2 separate regions of the Mus musculus genome follow, and region 1 is linked to region 2. A link is a loop called in an ENCODE intact Hi-C map of the cell type or tissue named here. Cell type or tissue: left cerebral cortex. All regions are shown on one strand. Each heading gives the region's core, and the rest is flanking DNA. Links, peaks and the distances in the headings are about the cores only. Region 1 has its middle 7.4 kb from the start of Dscam. Region 2 has its middle 81 kb from the start of Dscam.

Region 1 (8,338 bases), core at 78-8,077, 74 kb before region 2:
TCTCAGTTTCTAGTCATAGAAAATGGGGTCAGGGTGGCTGTTCTTCTCATCTTAGATGACTACTGAGGTGACTGGAGGAGACTGGCCCAGCTGCACCTACAATGAGCATGGACAAGACAGAGTCTTGTCTAAAGGGTGTGTTCAGCTTAAATTGAAGCCAGTCACTGCCATATATCCAGCTTCAGCTACAAAGAGCAGAGACAGCCAAGGATGTAGCAGTAGCCCTCCTATTCCTTCCTCGTGGCTGCCAGAATCCTCAACAGGGACATGGAGATGGGTCTGCTAACCTCAGCCAGCATAATGGTTCCCAGGAGCTTGAAGGTGCGTAGGACAAGCTGGGAAGGGTGTAAGAGTCCCTCTGGATCATCTGGGCTGTCCTCTATCTGAATGTGGAGTACATAAGGATTATATGCACATGTAAATTCATCAGTCTGTACATACAGGGCTGGCATTTCCTATACACTTCAACTCCTTGTAAAGAACCCAAGAAGATAGCCAAGTCAGTCTCTTCAAATCTCCTAGTTTAATGGAGAATTTGAATAATAATTAAAGTTTCCTGAAATTGACTATATCATTAAAATTGACATATTAATTCAGTTAAATGTATAGGTACATTGTGCATATATGTTTGTGTGGTGTGTGTGTGTGTGTGTGTGTGTGTGTGTGTGTGTGTGTGTGTGTGTGTGAGAGAGGGGGGGGGTAGAGACAGAGAGATCCTTGGGGGCATAGGTCTGTGAGCTATATGTTTCATAATTTTTATTGATTCTTTACAAATTTTACACCACACACCCCAATCCCACTCATTTCCCAGTCCTTTCATATCCACCCTCCACCCTTGCAACCTTCCCTCCCCCAAAAATAAATAAAAATTTTAAATTAAAAAAATCTTACTGTGGATTCTTATTATGTCACCATGTGTCACACAGTATACCCTTTACCCCAAACAGCTTCTCTTGCAAATGTTCATTGCAATGAGTAATTGGTCTGGTCCGAGGCCTCTGTCTTCTGCCACACTATCAATACTGGGTCTCATTGAGATTCCCCTCAGACATCGTACTGTTGCCCTGAGCCACGGAGATCCTACAGCTGTGGTTCTGCAGGACTTGCCCCTTAATGCTTTGCAGCAGCTCATAGGTGGGCAGATGTTAGAGTGGGCCAGCTCAAACTTCTGGATCTGGGTCTTGGTGGTAGTTGAGTTGGCCAGCCTGCCAGCTCTCCCATGCCCATACCACTAGCAGTCACAAAGCAGTACTAGAGTAGACATACTGTAGCATCTGACACTGGACATACTTGAGCCGTGACAAATTTCCATCTTTTTCAACAGGCACCTTTTGGTGCCACATAGACTGCTGCTCAGTGACAGCTTGTCCAGCCTAGGAGGAACTTCTTCATGAACTCACTACTCATCCCCAGTCAGATTGGTACCAACACTATCCTTCCAACACCTGGATGGATAAGCCTAGGCTCAGATAGGTCCAGAACAGGAACTCGTTCAGGCATACCGTCACTTCTAGATAGAGAGGAATTGGGATTTCAAAGCACTCAGAGAGGTGAGTGAGGGGTCTGTGTCCTGACAGGTGTGCCATGGGCCTTGGCCATAGCAAATATGGCCAAGACTGTGCAATCAGACCCTGGCATGCATCTTTTCTGGTTCACCTATTCAGATGGCTTAGCTGCTGTCCCCAGAGAATGTGACACAGAGCCACTGGGATGTGTGAGTGACTTGAAGCCCATCAAGAGGGATGTCTGTGAATAGCCAGCAGGTAGCCAGCAAACACAAGCACAGGGATTGTTATTACTGCCACAGTTCTCTCATATCTGTGGTTGGTAAAGTTCTACAGCTTGAGGTGAGAATGGAAGGCAGAGGAAAGAGTGAATGGTCAGACCAAAAAGAAAAAAAAAATAGGAAAGCTGGGAAGGCCACCTTGATACAAAGGTTGCTGGAAAAGAAGGAAGAAAAATGCCCTAAGGTTTCCTTCCAAGTCACACTACCTCAGCTTAAGGAAAAGACAGTTCAGATGGGCCTATACTTATCTCAGACACATTTTAAAATGTTTAATTTAAAAACTAAGCAAAGACTGGCAATGTAGCTTAGTGCTGGCCTGCCTGCCTAGCATGCACAAGGCTCTGGGTTCAATCTTCCATAACACAACAAATGAATAAATGAGCATTTTTTAAAAGCCAAGAGAATACTTAAATGACAAAAATAGAGACTGTTCTGGAGAGTGTGTGTGTGTGGGGGGGGGGAGTGTACAGTTTAGAATAGAAATGCTGGCTTTCTTTTGTAAAGCTTGCTAAGAGGAAAACAAAGAGAAAATGAAGAAGAGGGAGGGAGGGAGGAAGGGAGGGAAGGAGGGAGGGAGAGGAGGAGAGAAGGAGGGAGGGAGGGAAGGAAAAGGAGGGGGGAGAAAAGGAAGGACGGAGGGAGGGAAGGAAGGAGGAAGAGAAAAAAGGAAGAGGGAGGAAGGGGAGAGGAAGTGAGAGGAAGGGATGAAGAGAAGTGGGAGAGGAGGGATGACGGGAAGGATGGAAGGAGGGAGGGAAGAAAGGAGGGAGAGAAGGAGGGATGGAAGGAGAGAGAGACAGAGGAAGGGGAGGGAGGGAGGGATGAAGAGAGGGAGGATAAAGAGGAGGAGGGATGAAGAGAGGGAGCAAGAGGAGGAGGGGGAAGGATGGAGAGAAGGAGGGATGGAAGGATGGATGGAAGGATAGAGGGGGAGGAAGGGAAGGAGGGATGAAGAGAGGGAACAAGAGAAGGAGGGAGAGAAGGAGGGAGGAAAGGAAGGAAGAAAGAAAGGAAGGAGGGAGAGGAAGAATGGAACAGATGAAGGGTTTTTTAAACCATATTTAAGAAAAGAAAGATAAGGAGTGTATAATGTCTTATTTTTAAAAACAAAATCCTGTTCCTTCTCATTCATTTTCTCTCTCTCTCTTTCTCTCAACATACAGAAAGAAGAAGAGAGCTTATAATGGGTAAAAATGTTGTACACTGAAAAAAAACTATATATATATATATATATATATATATATATATATATATATATATAACCTGTATGGCTGAAGTAGGTAAGTAGGAGAAAAGAAAGGAAGAAAATAAATAAATATATAAAGGATTCATTAAGCAAGAAGCTGTGTGTGTGTGACACAGCTCACTTCTATGCCCACAAACTGTTGTCTCTGTAGTAGTGTATCACTTCCTGTCTATTAATTTGAATTTTTAAAGATTTTTTTCACTGATTAAAATGTCTGAAATTAAACTAAATGGCAATAAAAGTAAAAATTAAAGTGTTTTATGGAACATGGCCAGGTTTGTGTGCCACGGCAGAAGGATACTGCCTTAGTGCATATGGTAGACCAGAGATCCAGGACACTCTTGCCTCCGCTGCTGACTTGCCTCGTCCTTTTGTGGAATGCAGCGTCTGTAAGGAGAGGACACAGCTACCTTCTTCCACAGCTGCAGGCTCACATTCCCATTGTCCCACAGGGTTTGTCACCTTCCATTTCTGTCACCCCATCCTCCCAAGAGCCTGAAACAGCCTGGTAGATTCACACTGCCTTCAATTCCCCATGCTACTGAACCTCCTTACAAAAGCCCCAGGACGGCGTGTGATTCTGTTGAAGGAGGTTCTCCACCAAAACATCCAGAAAGATATATGGATCCTATGATAGAACATATCTATCAAGATACAAATAGGCTGTAGGGGAGGGCAGAGAAAGGGAGAGATTTGTTATAGGGTTCTGGCTTTCATGATCCTGGAAGTCTTGCATCCTGTCCTCTGAAGGCTGAAGACCCAAGAAATATTTTCAGTGCATAGACAGATAGAGAACTCTCCCAGTTCAAGTTACCAAGCAGAAAGTGGATTGAACCTTCCTCTGCCTTTCTGTTTCTTTCATACCTCAGTGCTTTAGAGAGCTCATCACACTGAAGAAAACCATCTGTTCCACTCAGCCCACAAATTCAAACTGCTAATGCCTTCTGGAAATGTCTTCACCTACCTGGGCACCTCATGGCCCAGGAAAGTTGACCTAAGAAAATAACCAACATAATCCTCCATCACTCTGGCTTCTCCACTCCCGTGGGAAGGATACATCACATGATGCCAGAGGCATTGAGTCAAAGCCCCACAGAAATAGCTCTCAAAGTCAGAGTACATGGTTATAGGAAATGGTCCTTGTTTACCGACCTTAACTGGAAAAGACCTTCAATGATGAAGCTGGTTCAGAGACTGGGAGGGATATTGAGATAGTAGAGAAATAACACAGGATGTAAGGAGAGCTGACAGAAGCAAATGAGGGAGAGAAAGAGGAAGGCTAGGTTCAAAGCACATGTCCTTATCTTGCCCAAGGGCTCTGATTAACACTTACAAAAGAGTCAAATTAGAGTAACTGAGGGCAGAGATCCCCCAGATGGTGAAGGCAGTTGAGGTGGGAGCAGAACACAGCAGTGACATCCTTACATTGATGCCTGTGCCATTTTATTACAACTTAAGTTTTAAGCAGAAGCTCTAAATATTTGTAAGACATCTTAAACTCTCTGTTATCACTAGTATAGGAGTAGTTCCTACTGGCTAGCTTTTATACTACTGGTTGGTGTGCAGGATGCTAAGAGAAAAAGGTATTAATAGTCTTTCTCAGCTGTGAACCCTGTGAACCACAGTGACAGACATGGAAAGACACACCCAGGGTCACAATAGTGACATGAATGTTTTGGGAGTAACCAACTTCTTTTTAAGTGGATTTAAGGCCTTTAGATGTAAGTGGATGTGGTAGAAACATGTGCCTGGTGCTGTAAATCTGGCTAAGAACTCATATTTGGGAGCTCACTGGCCTCTTAGGTGAAGATACTACTATTATAATGATAAGTGGTCATAATATCAACTGCCCTCGGCCATAGATTCCTGCAGCTCTCAGACCTTATCAAGACGGTGTAACTAATGCAGAAGCTCACAACTAGGCAAAGTCTCTATGGAGGGCTCAACCACAAATGGGCATTTATATTATTCTTCCTGGGAAGGGGCAGGAACCATTGCAAGAAGAGGGTATTAAAAAGATTTTAAGAGCCAGAAGTTTGGAAGAACCAACATGAAACTTATCTTGGGGTCAAGACTGAATGGCAGCACTCATGAACTCACAGCAGCTGTGGATGCCTTCACAAGACCCTCACAGGATCAAGCCAGTTATCATTCTAGATTGGAAAGAGCGGGAGTGGTTCACAAGCCCCAACCCTTGACTGGAAATCTGTGGACAGTTGATGGCTCCTGGCTCAAAGTAAGTTCTCTTTTCCCCCAATAGGTCAAATATGACCCAGTGAATGGCCCCACTCTCAGGAGTAAATGAACAGCATAAATTGGATGCAGTGGGTTATTTTAAAAATAATAAAAAAAACACAAAGTTGAAGGGCAGGGAGGTGGGGTCAATCTGGGAGGAGGGAGAATAGTGGAGAAGTGAAATTAGTCAAAATACCTTCTATAAAAGTCTCAGAGAATTAATAAATATATTTTAAAAGCCCATCAGCTGGGGACTGAGCCTTCCACACATGAGCCTGCAGGGGCCATTTTTTAGATTTAACTCACAACGGTAATGAGACCTCTCCAGAGACAGGACTGGAGTATTGAAATGGAATCTTATTTGATTGCCAGCACTATCAGTAGACTTTGCTGTTTAAGATAAGCACAACCCATTTCATCTTCAGCAAATCCTTCTGAAACAAATGAACTATCTCAGCACATCACAGACAACTAGGTCACCTGTTCAGCCATTAGCAATGATTGGTGAGAGCCTGATACTTCAGGGACCATGAGCACACAACAAGGTACATGGGAACCATGAACACACAGGGTATATCAGGGACCAGAGCATGAAGGGTTCATAGGTGAACAGAATTAACAACTGCTTCTCTAATGATATGTGTAGTCAAAATTATACTTGTTGAGGGGTGGCAGTCACCACATCCAGCTAATGGCTGCACATCAACCAGCACAGATACAACATTTCCACTACTAAGAAGAACTACTTGGGATGACCTCAACCCAGATCCTCCCACAGTTCCAAAGACACAATCCTGGATGTTGAGTCTAAAACTCTGAAATCTTGGATCCCCAAACTCACAGTCCTGAAAGGTTAGGATCCCAAAGGTTGAAATCTTGCAAGCCTGAAACTCCAAATTATAATCCACTGGAAAAGAAAACAAGGGACTGGGTGGGGGTGGGGGAGAGCTGTTCTGATTTTACTCCCTTGCTGTGACAAAAGACCTGAGCTGAAAGCAGGTTAGGGAAGGAAGGATGAGTTGGCTTAAAGTCTGAGTTGTAGCCTATTATTGAAGGGAAGTCAAGGCAAGCCCTTGCAGCAGCTCATCACATCATACACATAGTCAAGAATAGGGAGAAATGATTGCAGAGACACTGCCCGCTGACAGCTTCCATCCCTCTTCTCCTGTCTCAGCTCAGAGCCCTCTGCTTAGAACTGCCCACACTGGGCTGAGTCTTCCTACATCAACTTAACTAAGACAATCCCCCACAGACATGGCCATAGGCCAATTTGATTTAAGCAATTCCTTCTCTTCCCTGATGATCCTAGGTTGTGACACATTGACATTTAAAATGAACCAGCCTAGGGGCTGTGCAAGAGGAGAAGAAAACTGAATTCCAGGTTAACCACTGACTACATATTCATCAAGGATGAAAACTGTAGTTTTATGGTTCTGTGTCCACCTTGGCTTCTCTCCTGATAAATAAATATTCCTTCTCGTAAATTAAAACCTCTTCTCATTCATCTAATCAAGAACGTTATTGACTAATTAAAAAAATACTTAAGCACACTATAATAAGGAAACACAATGTGCAGCTGTTTGGTGGATACCTAAGTTGGAAAAAGACTTTTGGGGACTCCTTGTTTGCTTTAGACGCTTCGTTGCTGACTTGACTTTCTCAGAGTGCACTATTGTAACGTTCATCTGAGGGTGGAACTGCACATGCCCACACCATTTTCAAAGCCTCTTCAACACATGAAGATATCTGTACATCCACCTCTGCGGATGATAGTACTTCTCAAAATCTTGGGTTTGGAGTTGCTGCACAGGAAGTTACCTTATCAGATAAGCTTGTGATCCTTCTTGCCAATAGACTGAAGCTGTCTGTCACATATTTCAAATGACCTCAGCCACACACCTGTATGCACAGTGCCTCCAGCCACAGGCACATACCTGTACACAGCCATACCAGACAGAGGCACACATGTGTACCCAGCTTCCAACCACATAGAAATACTTGTGCACAGCCTCAAGCCAAGAGCACACACCTGTGCACAGCCTCCAGACACAGATACACATGTGTAAACAGTCTCCATCCACAGACAGATGCTCATGCACAGCCTCCAGCCACAACTACACATGTGTACACAGTCTCTAGCCACAGCACACATATGTACACAGTCCCCAGCCATAGGCATAGATATGTACACAGCCTCCAACCAAAGGTATACATGTGTACAAAGCCTCAAACCACAAACAGATGATTGTATACAGTCTCCACCTACATGCACACACCTCCAGCCACAGGCACACATGTATACACACTTTGCTTCGGGACCTATTTCTCTGCAGTCACAGCCATTCAATCATAACTATTAGACCCACACGACATTAGACATAGTGTACATGCTTGTGAAGTGACACATTATTGTTTCCTATTTTGTTTTGTAAATTGACCTAATGTTTGTTTTTTTTTCTCTATGTTTCCCATACAAATCCCCCTTTGAAAATGTAAATATATGCCTTTTAAAAATGTTAAATTATTTTTTCCAAAATTATATTTTCAATATTTTTGCCTTTTGGGATTTTAATTCTCAAGAATCTTGATCTTTAAGGGTTATAGTCTTTAAAACTGTCCCTTTTGAGAGTGTGACCCAAATTCACTCTGGATACTTTTCAGAGACCTAAAAGCCAGAGAAGTTTTCTTGAAATATCAAAAACTTTGCTCCTTATTCTAACTGATGCAAAAGAAAGACTCTCAACATTTCCCATTTAAAAAAATCAAAATGAATGTTTGCAAGATGAATGACTATACTTCTCATTTCTTCTTCCTCAGGGCAAGAAGTCCATCTGGGCCTCTTTCTCTCTTGCTCCTTCAGATAACCAATGCCCACTGAGTACAGCTTGTAAGCATGAAGCCATAACAAGATCACACCAGAAATTATTCAGAGTGTTTAATTTTACATACACAGGTAAAGCTTCTAGTTTCTTTCAAAGCTGTCATATTCTAGAGCATTTGAGGTCCCTTTCAACTCCCAGAAGCTTAACTATAAACCCATTTGTGATTACATTTGGTAACTGTGGTCGTGT
Region 2 (8,338 bases), core at 189-8,188:
AAGGTGAAGTGTTTACATGACACAGGTACCCTCTGTGAGGCAGGGCAGCAGACTCACCCATGCTTCAGCCACCAGCAACCCAATCTGCACCTCCTTAGGTCAAGCATCAGCTCAGCTAGGCAGTCACAGAATTGCATGAAATTAATTGACAATGTCATTCAAAGCCCAAATCACAGTGATAGATGGATGCTATTCACAACGTAATCTGATTCCTAATTTTCAATTCAATTTGTTTGTTCCAAGGGAAATTAACATGCGCTAGGAAAATAAATAAATATCTTTAAAGGCCTTCTCATATTATAAACACAACACATTCACGTGAGCCTGTGCTTCCTGAATGACTGTCCAAGGGCCAAATACAGACCTAGAAACCTGGGTTTATTCAGTCTCCACTGCTGAGATTTTAGACGTGTTACACTCAATAGGCTTTGAGGGAAGATTAAAGTATAGTGACAAAATAAATGGAGCTAGATCCCACAGTTTCAGAGAAAAATATTGGAGGAACTCAAATAAGCCTATTAAGTTCCCACATGAGGTTGTGTGTGAGGGTGCAGAAACCAGGTCTTTTATGTTTCAGGTCTGACCCTAAACAGATCTTCTGAAGAGCAGAAGTGAGTAAGAGGAGCCCAGAGGAAGCTCTCTGAACCAGCAAGACCCTCAGAGGCCAAATAGCTCAACCCAGCCCCAGCCTGTCACTCACATAGTCTGCAGAAATTCCTTATCACGGCATCTCACACAAGCTGTTGGCCAGCTGTGGTGTGTGAACATGGAGACAGGGATGGAGGGTCCTGGAAGACAGCCCCTGAGCCCACACCAGGGAAAAATGATTAAATCCTATCTATCTTCATGGCTCTCACAAAGGCGCATCCTTACTCTATGGCCTTTCTTCTCTGCAGAACACCCACCCCTTATGCTTTTCCACTGGTCAATCCCCACTTATCCCCAGGCTAGGGAACTCTGCAGTTAATGAGAATTCTTATGATGTGGTGTGTGGTAAGAAGACCCTTGAGATAGGAAGTACCCAAGCCAATTCTGCATGAACACAACTGGAGAATGCTGAATTGGAAAACAAGACTGAGGTTTCATATTCACAGAGAAAACAAAGCTATTATGGTGCCAACTCCATGTCCTGACATGCGCTCAAAACACCTACTGTCTTTATGATAGACTGAGCCTGTGCTGGACATCACTGCTCACTAAAGGCTCAGAAGTTTGCTTTGCTCACCCTTCACCCCCTGCCTGGGGGCACAGAAGAGTTTGGTATTTATGAGTAAATGGAGGGATGATGGTGGTAGTTAGGGGGTTAGGTGGGTCTTTATAAATAGCCTAGGATAGGTTAAAATAAATATTTTAAACTTTAGCACAATGAAAATATTTTAGAGATACAACTAAAAAAAAAATACCTGGAAACTCAACAGACTGTCTACAAGTGAAAACGACAGACAAATGACTAGACCAAGTGCCTAGTACTAACTTAGAGCTTTGCAGTAGTCGTGCCTGGCTGGCGGGTGAAAGGGTCTTTATCCACCTTTGAAATCAAGATCTTTACACAATTGTACAGTGCTATCCTGCTCCAGTTCTAAGGTCCTAGTGAATGTCTGCTGTCAGCATGACACTCTAGGGAGTCCCTGTTCCCAGGTCGGGCTAGCCTGTGACATATCTCTGATGGATTGTCTTGACTGGTGATCGATGTACAGGAGTTTGGCCAACTATAGGTGGCACCATCCCTCCATCCCTAGACAGGTGGCCCTGATTTACTTAAGAAGCCTAGCTGAGCATGAGCCAGAAAGTCAGTGAGTAGAGGTCCTCTGTGGCTTCTGGCTCTACTCCTGCTTTGACTTCCTTCAGAGCCCAACTGTGACCTGAAATATAAGCCAAATGAACCATTTCTTTCCTGAGATGCAGCATAGAAGCAAACCAGGACCATAATGGGCCACACAAAAATCATCTGTCAACCTGAAAACCTGCCTCTGAACATCGCAGAAGCTTGTTCAAAACTGCCCAGACCTGAAAATCACCAAAATGTCTAAAATTTGTGAACTGATAAACCCACTACAGTACATATAGCAGAATATCACATACAAGGCACAGGCACAAGAGCAGACTGTTACTAAACAGCTAGGCTTAGATAGACCCACACACCAAGTTCCAGCTGAGACGCTAGGATGGACAGAAGAGGAATGTGAAGGCCTCTGTAGGGCTTGAAGCTACTGGAACCCAGAAGGCCAGAAGAGCAATCCCGAGCCAAGGCTGGACTAACCAACCTGCAGCTACTAGCACTGAGTTGGGGGCCCAGCCTGGCAGCAGAACATCCCTGCCTGAGTTTGTCTGCCCTGGCTCACTCACCTGCTGAGCCACAGAGACTAAGGCTCCTTCAACATGAAATGGCGTCTCTCCCCCAGTGTCATTTTGAGAGGATTAATTGCGTTTCTGGGAGTTGGAGAAATTGTGTTGCAGTTGAAATACGGGTGCTGATTGCCTAGCTGGGCCCATTCAGGAACCTTCCTCTGCTGTTATTAAGTGTGGAGGACTTCGAGAGGCCTCACGCAGAGGTCTGAACTTATCCTTACCCTGTTGGGCACCTGCTGAACTGGGAGGCTGACTCCAAACTCAGAGAGCCCAATTAAGCCCTGATTGCAACCCCAACCTTTGCCTCCTCTGAGGTAATCAAACCCCTCCCGTTACTCCCTAGGTAGATGGCAGCCTGAATCAACAGGTGTACCACGTGAGCGCTATCAGCTTGCTGAGCCTCTAGAGCTGACTTCCAATTTCAGAGAGCCCAGGGAGGGGGAAGAAAAAAAGGAGAGGGAGGAAGGAAGGAAGGAGGTAAGCAGGCAGGTGGGGAGGGAAGAGGAAGAGAGGAGGGAGAATGGACAGGAAGGAAGGAGAGACAGGGAAAGAAAGAAGGAAGGAGAGGAAAGAAGGAAGCTGGAAGGGAGAGGGGTAGCCCAGCAGCCTGCTCACAGGGGCTGTCTTGAGACTTGTTGCCTAGATTCATGGACAGATGTTGGTAGGATTAGGACTAGAAATGTCTGGCTTGTCTCTAATTACAGAGCTGGCACTCTTCATTCTCTTAAAAAATGGGATGTGGGGGTGTTTGGGGTTTTGTGGGTTTTAAGACAGAATCTCAGGCATCCCAGGTTTGCCTCAAACTCACTGAATTGATAAAAAGAAAATGACCTTGATCCTCTCTCTGGTCCTTCTGCCTCCACCTCCCAAGTGCTGGACTTGCAGGCATGCACCAACACAGTTAGTTGGTTTATATGTGTTGGGGCTTGGACCCAGGTTTTTGTGCATGCTAGGAGAGCACTCTACCCACTGAGCCACAGCCAATAAAATAGTGGGGTTTGTTGTTGTTGTTTCATTGTTTTGAATGCAAGTCAACATCACTTAGCACTTAGCAAAATGACAGTCTGAAAAGATGCTTAGGGTCCCCTCTGAGACCTGTGAGTATGCTGGACCACTGTAAGCAGAAAGAAGTGTGTAGCGCTGGGTTAGATCTGAGATCTAGCAATTAGCCTGACTTGCTGTCTTGGTAACATAAGACCAAAATGGTGCTTACAAGAGGGCCACTGGAGAGGAAGCAGAATGAGCCTCCTCCCCCTCCTTCCTCCCTTTTTGATTCTAAGGTCACTCTCAGAAGGTCAGGAACAGAGAAGTGTACCCATTCGAAGACCCCAAGATCAGTGGTCAGTATCAATCTGGAAGATGCTACTCTCCTGGCTTTAAGGATAGAAGAAGAAGCCATGGGCCAGGAAATTCAAGTAACCTCTAAAAGCTGGGAAACTTGTGAAGATGCATTGCTTCTGGAAACTTCCAGAAACACCCAAGGCTGCTGGAACCCTGATTTGAGGACCGCACATCTCTGAAACTTTGTAAGGCCTGAGATAGGTTATTAGAGGCTGCTAGACTTCTGGTATTTTGTGAGGAGCCGAGGAAGCCCTGAGGGGATGAAGTCCTGAGGGATGGTGTATTGTTTGACTTGGGTAGGTCACATAAAGACCCGTGAGAACAGAGTCTTTCCCACTGGGGTGAGGCTCAGAGGGATGGAAAGCCTTCCTCTGGCCTGCCTGAGAGTGTCGACAGTGTGTACAAACACTGATGATGCTACCCCATCAGAGTGTCTGTGTCCCACCTGGCTACAGATTTTCTATATGTCTGTTTGCCTGTCTTTCCTTTTTCCATCACCTTACCTAGTCTGGTTTCCTGGTCAAGGCCAATGCTGTGCACAGCACAGAAGGGTTTTACTACAGATACAATAAAACAAGCATGTTTCAAGATGAGATTACAGGCTCCCTCTGCAGCTGCTACTGCATTGCCGAGGCCTTTGAGATGGTTCACCCAGTAGAGGCACCTGCCACCAAGCCCACTGAGTTGATCCCTAGGACCCACAGGATCAAAGAAGAGAATGTGCTCCTCCAGGTGACCCTCTGACCTCTGCACTCATATGGTGGCATGCACATATCCACACACATGTGCACAAAATTCAATAAAGTTAAAAAGCCCTTCTGTATCTTCCAAGAAAGTCAGTTGAACTCCACAGACCTTCATTTGTAATCCTAAAATGGTTGTATCTGTGATCTGTGGGTGTTCTCAGTGCTCTGCTGAGATAAGAACACATCACAGAGGAATGTGTGTGAGCCTGAGTGCATTGCACAAACAGATCATGCAATCTCTCAGCAACAGTGCTTGTGTATCTGTCCCCAGCTACCAGAGTGTCTGAGACCTCACAGTGAACAAACAGCCCTCACCATCACCAGCTTCTCTCATGTTCAGAGGGTGGCCATGTGCCCTTCCTACTTAGCCTAGGAGCAGCCTCCATTGGGAGTACAGAAGAAGTAGAGTGTTTGCCTAGCATGCACAAATCCTGGTTCCCTGATCCAGAAGAGAAAATCGTGGTCGTTATCATTGTCATCGTCGTCGTCGTCATCATCATCATCATCATCACAGCCTCCATGAATATTTGCCAGTTCTGAGCTGACTGCTGAGGAAATATATTTGCCCAGCCTAAGGTGACACTTCTACCTGTGGAGGCCTCCTGCTGATGCCAACGCTTCCAGTGAGGAAATCTGCCATCTACAGGTTTAACAGATAAGAGCTCTCAAGCCAGCTGCAGAATCCTTAAAGGGCCTGCAGAGATGACTAAGCAGGAGAGGAAGGCCTGCTCCACAGAAAGCTACCTAGGTGCAGAGACAGAGCATAGGAGATTCTTGAGTGGTCCCTGCAGGATGGGACTGAGAAGGGAAGAGGGCTGACAGAGGCAGGAGGGTGGGGAAACACAAGTTTCTCCACAGCTGACAACCCAGAGCCTCCTAACCACACCTACTCTTTTTTGCCTGTGGACCCACCTAGCAGTGGCACTAAGGGCTTATGCATCATCTCAGTTGCTATGGAAACCTGCGGCCTCCTCCAGCAGAGACATTATGGTTTTAGTGAGCTAAACCAAGTAACTGTAGCCCATGGGCTATAAAGCCTGGACAGCAAGCTAGTGCTGAATGCCTCAGCTTTTGTTTTTACAGAGTGCTGTTTCTTTTATAGGAGGATGAAGGCTTCAGGGCAGAGGTCATTAAAGGACACTTCACCCAGATTTCTGGGGCTCTGGGACTGTATTTGGTCTGAAGCCCACCTCACCTTGGGCCCCACCCTCAGATCCAGGAACAAAAGACAACCAGAGAGGTGATTCTTAGATCTGGTTAACATAAAACCAAAGAAATAGCCGGGCGTGGTGGTGCACACCTTTAATCCCAGCACTTGGGAGGCAGAGGCAGGCATATTTCTGAGTTCGAGGCCAGCCTGGTCTACAGAGTGAGTTCCAGGACAGCCAGGGCTACACAGAAAAACCCTGTCTCGAAAAAGCAAACAAACAAACAAACAAATAAATAAATAAAACCAAAGAAATTCCCCTTTAAAGAAGGCATTCTCCACCCCTCTCTAGAACTTGCTCACGTGACAGGAATTTTCTTGTCATCTAGATACTTAAAACCAAATCAAAATTTGGCCTAGGTCACTCACTCATCAAATGATTGCAATATTATTTTCTTAAGATTTATTTATTTATTGTATGTGTGTGAGTACACTATAGTTGTCTTCAGACACACCAGGAGAGAGCATCAGGTCCCATTACAGATGGTTGTGAGCCACCATGTGGTTGCTGGGAATTGAACTCAGGACCTCTGGAAGAACAGTCAGTTCTTAACTGCTGAGCTCTTAACTGCTGAGCCATCTCTCCAGCCCAAGCAATACTATTTAATTTATGTTTCTGATGGGAAACCTGGATAAAAAATAGAAAACTGAATGGGTTAAGATTGTAGGATAGCCATCAATGGCTGTAGAAGTTGGCGAAGATCCAAGTAGAAAAGGATATAGGCAGCTTGTGGAATAAGACCTGGTGTGTGTGTGTGTGTGTGTGTGTGTGTGTGGTGGGGTGGGGTGCATTGGGTGCACAAACAGGAAGGAAATGAGTGTTGTTACTTTATTTCATTCATCTTCCACATCTAATTTTATTCAGTTAAATAAATGCATTGTTTGTGTAAAGATGGAAGAAATGTATGCTTTCATGTTTAAAGATACGTGTATAAAAAAAAAAAAAGGCCTGGTTACAATAACAAGCTTTTACACTATGACAAATACTGTGGCTGAAAACATCCTTGGCTTCCCCTTGCTTGACTGAATGCCAGAAACAAGAGAAAACAAGTGTATAGGGCTATGATGTGGAAAATCTCCATTTCTTCAACAGTATTACCATCACCTCTGACCCCCAGTAAGCATTAACAGAGTCTTCTGCGAGGAGCCAATGTAGCCTCAGCTTGGGGCTGAGTATCCGGGACTCAGGCCTCATACACAAAATCCAGTCACTCAGAGAAAGCAGGCTGTTGCCAGGAAAGTGGTAAGACACTGTGCGCTCTTCCCAAATCCGCTCTGTGCCCAGGTGAAAGAGAAAGGGTAATACTGGGTTTTGAACCTAAACTGTCCCCAGGGATTCATGTGATTAAACACTTGTTCTCCAGCTGGTGCTAGAGACTCAGTACAGGAACTTGGTCACTGAGGATGAACCTAAAGTTTTATAACCTGGCTCTACCTACTTCCTGTCTGCATTCTGTATTGTGACCAGCTACCTCATGACCCTACTGCCACACTTTGCCCACCAGTTGAACTGTAGCCTGCCAAACTAATAAAACATCATTAAATCAGACACAGATAGTCAAAACATGATTATGAAGAGGACTCAAGATGGCCTAAGATAACCTGACTCTGAATCTGCAACATCTAAACACTCTACAAACCAATCGCCCTTGTACAATCTTCCACAAAGGTGCTGAACCATGGATGTTTCTTAAGGAAGCAGATGCAGACATTGTTTCAGAGAAGATCAGATCTGTGAGCAACAGCATATGGTGCCATCCACATCGAGGGACACAGATGCCCCTTTGGGTAGGTGTTGCATGCTCGTTGATCTCCGTGAGCTGTAAGCATGACAGCCTGAGCCCAAGAGCATGGGATCGTGTTCCTGAACCACATAGCTAGCTAGAACAAGGAGGTAGCTTTAATACAAGTGTGAAGGAGGTTTTCTGCATGGAGCTGGCATCTGATTTGGACATTCTGTCAGTGGCAAGGCTACTACAGAAAAACAAAAGGAAGTTCCAGAATGAGAAAAGAGCATCTGAGGTGGGGATGGCCAACCATGGCCCACAAGCCACTTGTGCCCTGGGATCATCATGAACACTGCTTTGCACAACCTCTTAAAGGTACTTAAAACAGTATGAGTTTTTTTGTGGATTACTTTGTAGCTCGGTTGCACGATTTTTAAGGTAAACCTTGTCAGTAACAATGTTGCGTCCCAGTGCCACACAAAGTAAACATATGTATACTCCTGAAACCTCCGACCAACATACTACACACTTCTGGAATTAACATATGGCCCCAGAGAGTTCTTTATCCAATGTGCCCCCAGAGAAGCCAGAAAAGGTTGACCACCCCAGGGATACATACTGAAGCCTTCCACGTGTAAGATCTGAACACACACATTTTGGGAATTGACAGAAAATATACATATCTGGATACATTTTGAAGGTGTGTGATTGAGCTACAGGCCTCATCTCCACTAGGGGTGCAGTCCATACCCTGTCATGCACTCTCATCTCTTCTCCATCTGTGTATTACACATACCCATCACTGATGCTAGCTAGCAGACAAGCTGGACAGAGTAGTCCCTTCTCAAGTCCCCAGGCCCTTCTCAGTTATGAGAGGTTTTTCAATTTGTGGCAAAGTCACCAGCCTTGCCAAGCTCCATTTCTGAAGGTCAGAGGAGAGCCATGACTTTAGCAATGAAGAGAATCCC

The links. A loop is a pair of places that touch in the nucleus more often than their neighbours do. Peaks named below come from ENCODE experiments on the same cell type or tissue, not always from the same donor. Only the 100,000 strongest peaks of a DNase experiment are listed, where the experiment ranks them.
Region 1: a loop joins it to region 2, with 2.6 times the contacts of the local background. A loop is called at or near these places in 2 of 42 quality-filtered maps.

Annotation. Positions count from the first base shown.
Region 1 is chr16:97,173,940-97,182,277 of GRCm38, forward strand. No RefSeq gene overlaps it. Among named protein-coding and RNA genes, the nearest start is that of Dscam, 7.4 kb to the left of the region's middle. In left cerebral cortex, for the core only: no CTCF peak of the experiment used is centred there; no DNase peak of the experiment used is centred there.
Region 2 is chr16:97,248,050-97,256,387 of GRCm38, forward strand. No RefSeq gene overlaps it. Among named protein-coding and RNA genes, the nearest start is that of Dscam, 81 kb to the left of the region's middle. In left cerebral cortex, for the core only: a CTCF peak has its summit at 5,071; DNase peaks (open chromatin) are centred at 5,137 and 5,345; H3K27ac peaks cover 282 bases.